2 separate regions of the Homo sapiens genome follow, and region 1 is linked to region 2. The links are chromatin loops, found by intact Hi-C in ENCODE. Cell type or tissue: PC-9. All regions are shown on one strand.

Region 1 (4,000 bases), 120 kb after region 2:
GAATGGTGCCTGTGGAGTTGTGCAATGCGGCAGTGCTATGCTGCAGAGACCCTACTGGGAGCCAGGCCCAGGGCTGAGTGCCGGAGATACCAAAGTGAAAACATAAGGTTTTCATTTTCTGTGAGTTCAGTCTTTGGGGAAAAACTGAACTAAACAATCATTATAAAACAAAGAAGTGCGTGCAATACTAACCTGTTCATCAGCAGCAGTAAGGAAATGATGGATTCCGGACGCAGGGATAAAGTTCCCAAAGGTTTCAATGATGAGGAAGGTTGAGGGTGGGTGGGAAGCCATTAGAACCTGTCCGTGGATCAAGAAACAGGATTTGGGCAGTGTATTTGATTCCTGTGGCTGCTGTAATAAATTTCTACAAATTTGGTGGCTTAAAATAGCACCCACTTAGGCTGGGTGAGGTGGCTCATACCTGTAATCCCAGCACTTTGGGATGCCAAGGTGGGTGGATTTCTTGAGCTCAGGAGTTTGAGACCAGCCTGGGCAATATAGTGAGCCCTCACCTCTGCAAAAAAAACAAAACAAAAAAATTAGCTGGGTGTGGTGGCACGCGCCTGTAGTCCCAGCTACTTGGGAGGCTAAGGTGAAAGGATTGCTTGAGCCTGGGAGGTTAAGGCCGCAGTGAGCCAAGATCATGCCACTGCACTCCAGCCTGGGCAACAAAGCAAGACCCTATCTCTAAATAAATAAATAAATAAATAAACACTCATTCTTTTACGGTTCTGGAAGTCAGAAGTCCAAAATCAGTTTCACTGGGCTGAAATCAAGGTGTGGGCAGGTTGGTGCTCCCTCTCAAGGCTCTAGGGAGAATCCATCTCTTGCCCCTTTCAGCCTCTGGTGGCTGCTGGTATTCATTGGCTTGTGGTCCCATCACTCCAGTCATCAAAGCTGGCAGCTTCAAAGCTCTCTCTGCTCCATCTTCACATTGCCTTCTTCTCTGTGTATAGTGAAATCTCCCTCTGGCTGTCTCTTGTAAGAATACAGGACTGCATGCAAGGCCCACTGGAATAATTCCCAATAATCGCCCCTATCTCAAAATTCTTAATCACATCTGCACATCTGCAAAGACCCACCACCACCACCTTGTATTGGTTGTTGTTCTATAAGTTAACATTCACAGGCTCCAGGGGCTGGGATATAGATATCTTTTAAGGGTAATTATTCAGCCTACCGCAGGCAGATAGAGCAGGGAAAGGACATTCCAAACAGGAAACCCAGCAAAGAGCAGGCAAAGAAGCAAGACAGAGCTTCAGGATGTTCAGGAACTGGAAGGAGTCTGAGGTGGGCTGGACTGGCCGGGGCACAGGACCTCTGGCAAGGGCTGGATCAGAGGGAGAGAGCCTGAGCAGTGTGTGCCAGTAACGGGCCGTGCCTAGGCTGGAGGAGCCAGTGGTTTGCATTTTGAAAAGATCCTCTGGCCACTGTGCGAAGGGCAGGCTGCAGGGAGGGAGACTGTGGGCTGGGACACCCTATGCAGGGGCCGTGAAGGTACAATGTGGGGAGCCAGGATTGAATAATATGGAGGAGGTGGGATGCGATGAGGCTTGGAGAAGGATGAAGGAGAGGAACAGTGCAATGTGGAAAATCCTTGGTGAGGGTCCATTTCCACCTGGTTTACGTAAACAGCTAGCGTCAGAGGGGCCGAATCAGTGTGTAAAGTGGCTGCCTAGGCTGGGGCAGCACTGGGTGCTGAAGTCCTTTGGTAGATCACCCCGGGGCTCGTGACTCAGTTCTAGGCTGCCTCAAGGATGAGCCTTTGTTGCCTTTGTTGGAAGCTTGGACAGGAAGCTCTCCAGCAGGGAGGAGTGCCAACACCAGCCACACCCTCCCAGGTGCAGCTAGGCCCAGTCACCCTGAGCAATTTCCTGGAGTGAGGCCACTCGCCACTGGCTCACACTAGCCCCTGCCCTGCAGGGCATCATCAAGGATCTGGAGTCTGAGCAGCACCAGGCTCTCTGTGACTCAGCCCCTGTGGGGAAGGGGAGCCCGTGCTGGTGCTCTTCGGGCTGGAGCAGGGAAGTAGCTCCCCCTGTCCCACCTCACCTGCTTTGCTAGGGACAGACTTTTTTTTTTTTTTTTTTTTGAGACAGAGTCTTGCTCTGTCACCCAGACTGGAGTGCAGTGGCACAATCTCGGCTCACTGCAACCTCCACTGCCCGGGTTCAAGTGATTCTCCTGCCTCAGCCTCCTGGGTAACTGGTATTACGGGTGCCTGCCACCACACACGGATAATTTTTGTATTTTTAGTAGAGATGGGGTTTCACCATGTTGGCCAGGCTGCTCTTGGACTCCTGAGCTCAGGTCATCCACCCGCCTTGGCTGCCCAGGGACAGACTCTACAAAGCCCTGCTAATTGCTGCATGCAATATGCTGTTTGTGAGGGGAGGGGCGGGGGGGGGGGAGCTGGGAGGAGTTGTTGTTGTTTTGATTTTTTTTGAGACAAGGTCTCACTCTGTCACCCATGCTGGGGTAGTGCAGTGACGTACATAATCACAGCTCACTGCAACCTCTGCCTCCTGGGCTCAGGTGATCTTCCCCACCCAGCCTCCACAGGCACATACCACCATGCCTGGCTAATTTGTGTATTTTTTGTAGAGATGGGGTTTTGCCATGTTGCCCAGCCGGTTCTTCTACACATTCTTTGAGCTACTTTAGCTGTGTGACTTCAGGCAAGCAGTAACCTCTTTGCTCTTTAATTTGTTCCTCTGTGAATTGGAGAAATACTAGTACCTACCTCAAAGAGTCAAAAGCATTGAATGAGCTAAGCCCTCCATAGGGCCTGGCACACACGTGTAAGTGCCCCCTGCATGCTAGTGATGCCGTGGATACCCACAGTGGGATTCACTGGGAGAGGCAGATAGACTCATTTTAGGCAAGTTCCTAAGCATTCTGACATAATACATATAAAACACTTAGCACTTTACCTGGCACAAGGTAGGACCCTAGAAATCATAGAGAAGTTGGAGATTCTAAAGCCCGCAGGGGAGAATCTGGGCTGGGCTCTGAAGAGATTCCTGAGCTCACCGCAGCCAGGATGTATAAGTCATAGTGTTATGTCAGCGCTCATACCTGTGTGTAGCACATGTGCACGCACCTTCACGCACACAGGTGTGCCTCACCTCCAGCCCCAGGATGCATATGCAAATTCATGTAACAGATGAGTAACTGAGTTCACTCAACAGGTGAGAAAGTGACTTTGCATTCCCTAGGAATGGGACAGAGGTTGCAAAGGGACAGCCCCTAGGGCTGCATTTGGCCTGTAGAAGTGTTTTGCCTTTAAACTATTTTATTTTGTTTTCTTTTTTTTGTTTTTGTTTTCCCCTTATGCTATTTTTTTTTTTTTTTTGAGATTGAGTTTCGCTCTGTCACCCAGGCTGGAGTGCAGTGGCACAATCTCGGCTCACTGCAACCTCTGCCTCCTGGGTTCAAGTGATTCTCCCGCCTCAGCCTTCCGAGTAGCTGGGACTACAGGTATCCGCCATCACACCCAGCTAATTTTTGTATTTTTGTAGAGATGGGGTTTTACCATGTTGGCCAGGCTGGTCTTGAACTCCTAACCTCAGGTGATCTGCCTGCCTTGGCCTCCTAAAGTGCTGGCACCCAGCCTACACCATTTTAAAAAGGAGATTTCCATCGGAGAATTGCATGTAAGAATCAAGATTTCTGACTTTTCGGCCAGGTGTGGTGGCTCACGCCTGTAATCCCAGCACTTTGGGAGGTCGAGGCAGGTGGATCGCCTAAGGTCAAAAGTTTGACACCAGCCTAGCCAACATGGTGAAACCCCGTCCCTACTAAAAATACAAAAATTAGCCGGGTGTGGTGGCAGGAGCTTGTAATCCCAGCTACCCGAGAGGCTGAGGCAGGAGAACCACCTGAACCCGGGAGGCAGAGGTTGCAGTGAGCCGAGATCGCACCACTGCACTCCAGCCTGGGCGACAAGAGCGAAACTCTGTCTCAAAAAAAAAAAAAAAAAAAAAAATTCCGACTT
Region 2 (4,000 bases):
AACCTGAGTGTCTGCAGCTCGGCCAGAGTAGCTATCGCTGAACTTAGCCTGGGCGGACTCCAGGGATCCTGGGGGAACTTGGACACCCCCTCCATGACTTGTCTCAGCCCCCGCCCTCACCCTCCACAGCTGAGACTGGTACTGCCCAAGCCTCCTGCCCTCCTCCACTCACATGCCTTCTGCTGTTTGTTTCCTGGTGCTCTTCACCCCACCCATCCCCAAGCCCCAATCCTAGCCCCAGCCGCCTGGAGGGAGGCCCACAGGCTCTCCATCAGCCAGTCCCAAGGGGATCCAGCCATGTTCCATAACCTGCCCACTCCTCATTGCTCTCAGGGGATCCAGGGCTGGCTTTGCCCGGGTCTCCTCATACCTGCTAGCATTTTTTGGAGCCGGAGCATTGCTAAGTATTAGCTGTCCCTCCACCCTTTGTCACTGCAAGCGTCCTCCTTAACTCCTTTCCTAACATGCCCGTAGCTATTGCTCCTTACCATCCACGGCACTCACATATCACACTGGGATAGATTTGGCCAGCCTCTGTTTCTCACCATCCTATTTGTATTCTGTTTCTGGGTATTGCCTTAGCCTCCTCAACCAGACTGAGCTCGTGAAAGGCAGGGCTGTGGCTGAGCCTACCCTAGCAGTCCCCACTGAGTGCATGGCCACACACTGAACACATAGGGGTACTGAGAAAATGCCTGCATGGGTAATCTAAAGACGCTGTGTCAGAAGTTGGGGCGAGGGCATGGATAGAGGATGTGGGACTAAAGAGACAGAGGTGGTGTCCTGGTGTGTCCGGAATTGGTTCCTTCTGGTGGGTCCTTGGTCTCACTGACTTCAAGAATGAAGCTGTGGACCCTCACGGTGAGTGCTACCGTTTACTTAAAGATGATATGGCCCAAATTTGTTCCTTCTGATGGTCAGACGTGTCCACAATTTCTTCCTTCTGGTGGGTTCGTGGTCTCACTGGCTTCAGGAGTGAAGCTACAGACCTTCACAGTGAGTGTTAGAGCTCATAAAGGCAGCAAGGACCCAAAAAGTAAGCAGCAGCAGCAAGAGCTCTCCCAAAGAGCAAAGCACCCACAGCATGGAAAAACACCAACGTAAGTTGCCGCTGCAAGCGCGGGTGGCCTGCTTTTATTCCCTTATCTGGCCCCACCCACATCCTGCTGATTGGACCATTTTACAGAGAGCTGATTGGTCCATTTTGACAGAGTGCTGATTGGTGCGTTTACAAACTTTTAGCTAGACACAGAGTGCTGATTGGTGCGTTTACAATCCTTTAGCTAGACACAAAAATTCTCCAAGTCACCACCTGATTAACTAGACACAGAGCGCTAATTGGTGTGTTTACAAACCTTTAGCTAGACAGAAAAGTTCTCCAAGTCCCCACCTGTCCCAGAAGCCCAGCCGGCTTCATCTCTCACTGGGACTCGCTGCTGGACTTTGCAGCACCAAACCCCGGCACTCCGGCAGCCCACAGGGAGCTAGTCCCAGACAATCGAGGAAAAGAAGGGAAGCGAGAAAGAGAGGGAGACCTGCTATTGTGGCCAACGATCCCGCGAAGAGGCAACGGCGGTCCACGAACGGGATTCAGCCTCCCATCAAGCCCAGCCGGCGCTCACCTGGAACCCGCGCAGGCCCGCAAGCACCGTGTTCAGCCCCGGCTCCCGCCCGCGCCTCTCCCTTCCTCCCGCCCGCGCCTCTCCCTCCACACCTCCCCGCCAGCAGAGGGAGCCGTCTCCGGCCTCGGCCAGCCCCAAAGAGGGGCCCCCACAGCGCAGCGGCGGGCTGAAGGGCTCCTCCAGTGCGGCCAGAGCGGACGCCGAAGCCGAGGAAGCGCCAAGAGTGAGGGCTGCTAGCACGTTGTCACCTCTCACTGGGAAGGACACTGAGTTTGCCCTGAAGTTACTGTTACAATAAACATCAGGAAGGAAGAGAAACAGATCAATGTAAAAATAATGAACTATGGGCCGGGTGCGGTGGCTCACGCTTATAATCCCAGCACTTTGGGAGGCCGAGGCTGGCAGATCACGAAGTCAGGAGATGGAGACCATCCTGGCTAACACAGGGAAACCCCGTCTCTACTAAAAATACAAAAAATTAGCCGAGCATGGTGGTACATGCCTATAGTCCCAGCTACTCCGGAGGCTGAGGCAGGAAAATCGCTTGAACGCAGGAAGCAGAGGTTGCAGTGAGGCCGAGATGGCGCCACCTCACTCCGGCCTGGGAGACAGTGCGAGACTCTGTTTCAAAAAAAAAAAAAAAAAAAAAGAACTAAACAGAGTCCCTAACAGGTCACCATCACCAGCTACAGTGACACATTCCCCGTCTGGAGCGGTTGAAACCCATGGAGCAAACAGGGTCCTGAGCAGCCAAGACGGATGTCACAAGCTCCATGCATGAAAGCTTATGCTCTTTACCCTGAGCTGAACCCCTCCGTTCTCTGTACTCAGGAATCCCTGTTTTTATGAACATTTCTAACAAATGCAGGCATCCGGTTTGTAAATACACAAAAAAGATTAGAAGCAACAAATCAGTCTCATTAAACTGCTTTAGGCCAACATTCTGACAGTGCTGAGAGGTGACAGGTGATAGTCTTAGTGAGGGATGAGACTGTTCATCTTTCGAGGGGTAGCCTGAGGCCTCCAGAAGCCCAGCAGCCTGGGGTCATCCAGTGCAGGGCAGAGTCAAACCCAACAAGGCAGTGTCCTCTAAGCCCCTCCTCATTCTGTAGCTCAGTGTGGGAATGGATGTTCACAGTGATTAACGCTGCACAGTGATTAACGCTGAATCATGAAGAAAAGCTAAGTGATGTTCAAGACTCTCTGTTTAAGAAGATAAGGGCCAGATGCAGTGCCTCATGCCTAAAATCCCAGCACTTTAGGAGGCTGAGGCAGGGGATTGCTTGAGCCCAGGGCGTTTGAGACTAGCCTGGGCAACATAGCAACATCCGGTCTCTCAAAAACATTAGCCAGGTGTAGTGGCACATGCCTGTAGTCCCAGCTATTTGGGAGTCTGAGGCAGGAGGATCTCTTGAGCCTGGGAGGTCAAGGCTGCAGTGAGCGGTGATTGTGCCACTGCACTCCAGCTTGGGCGACAGAGCAAAACCTCATCAAAAAAAAAAAAAGAAGAAGAAGAAAAAGAAGAGGGCCGGGTGCGGTGGCTCATGCCTGTAATCCTAGCACTTTGGGAGGCTGAGGTGGGCTCATCACGAGGTCAGGAGATGGAGACCATCCTGGCTAACAGGGTGAAACCCCATCTCTACTAAAAATACAAAAAAAAAAAAAAAAAATTAGCCAGGCATGGCGGCGTGCGCCTGTAGTCCCAGCTACTTGGGAGGCTGAGGCAGGAGAATGACATGAACCCGGGAGGTGGAGGTTGCAGTGAGCCGAGATCGCGCCACAGCACTCCAGCCTGGGCAACAGAGCGAGACTCCATCTCAAAAAAAAAAAAAGAAGAAGAAGAAGAAGAAGATAAGGAAGTGTCTTATTCATTTTAAGTAAATTTTCCTCCAAAACTTATTGGTAGCTTCCATTTCTGGCTTTTCAGGCACTTTGTTTACATGCTCTCATCTGGGAGGTTGCACAAGTTATTGCCATTTCAGAGATGAGGGCAGGTGACTCAGCAAGGGTCCCATGGCTAGTGAGTAAAAGGGCAGGTCTCAGTATCAAGAGTTCTGCAACCAGCTCCACTTCCCCTCGCTGCCTCTGTCCAAGTAACTCAGGCCTCTGAATGCTCCAGGTGCATGCTACTGTCCTGATGTTACAAAATGTCCCCTTCCTCAGATGTCTCCTTTTCTCTGGTCTGTAACCACCATAGCAGCCTGGGGCTGCTGGGTGTGACTTTCATCCCTACTGTATCTCTCCCATTAGCACACATCAGCGCTAGGGATCTTACTTACCACTGATAGCACTTTGGTTTGAGCACCAGATTGCTCCAGATCGCTTCTTCAGGAAGAGATGGCCGAGCGTTACTCCATCACACCCAGAACCCAGAGTTA

The links. Hi-C counts contacts between places; a loop is a spot of excess contacts. Peaks named below come from ENCODE experiments on the same cell type or tissue, not always from the same donor. Only the 100,000 strongest peaks of a DNase experiment are listed, where the experiment ranks them.
Region 1: it touches region 2 in a loop (6-fold over the local background); 27 of 110 quality-filtered maps call a loop at or near these places.

The regions. Positions count from the first base shown.
Region 1 is chr2:20,229,949-20,233,948 of GRCh38, forward strand. No RefSeq gene overlaps it. Among named protein-coding and RNA genes, the nearest start is that of SDC1, 6.8 kb to the left of the region's middle. In PC-9, a CTCF peak has its summit at 2,248; DNase peaks (open chromatin) are centred at 1,863, 2,593 and 3,103; H3K4me3 peaks cover 1,599 bases; H3K27ac peaks cover 3,249 bases.
Region 2 is chr2:20,105,205-20,109,204 of GRCh38, forward strand. All of the region lies in intron 2 of LAPTM4A-DT (LAPTM4A divergent transcript), which reads left to right. Among named protein-coding and RNA genes, the nearest start is that of LAPTM4A-DT, 55 kb to the left of the region's middle. RefSeq lists an enhancer at 1,604-1,898. In PC-9, a CTCF peak has its summit at 1,774 (motif pointing right); DNase peaks (open chromatin) are centred at 1,737 and 3,617; H3K4me3 peaks cover 1,165 bases; H3K27ac peaks cover 2,073 bases.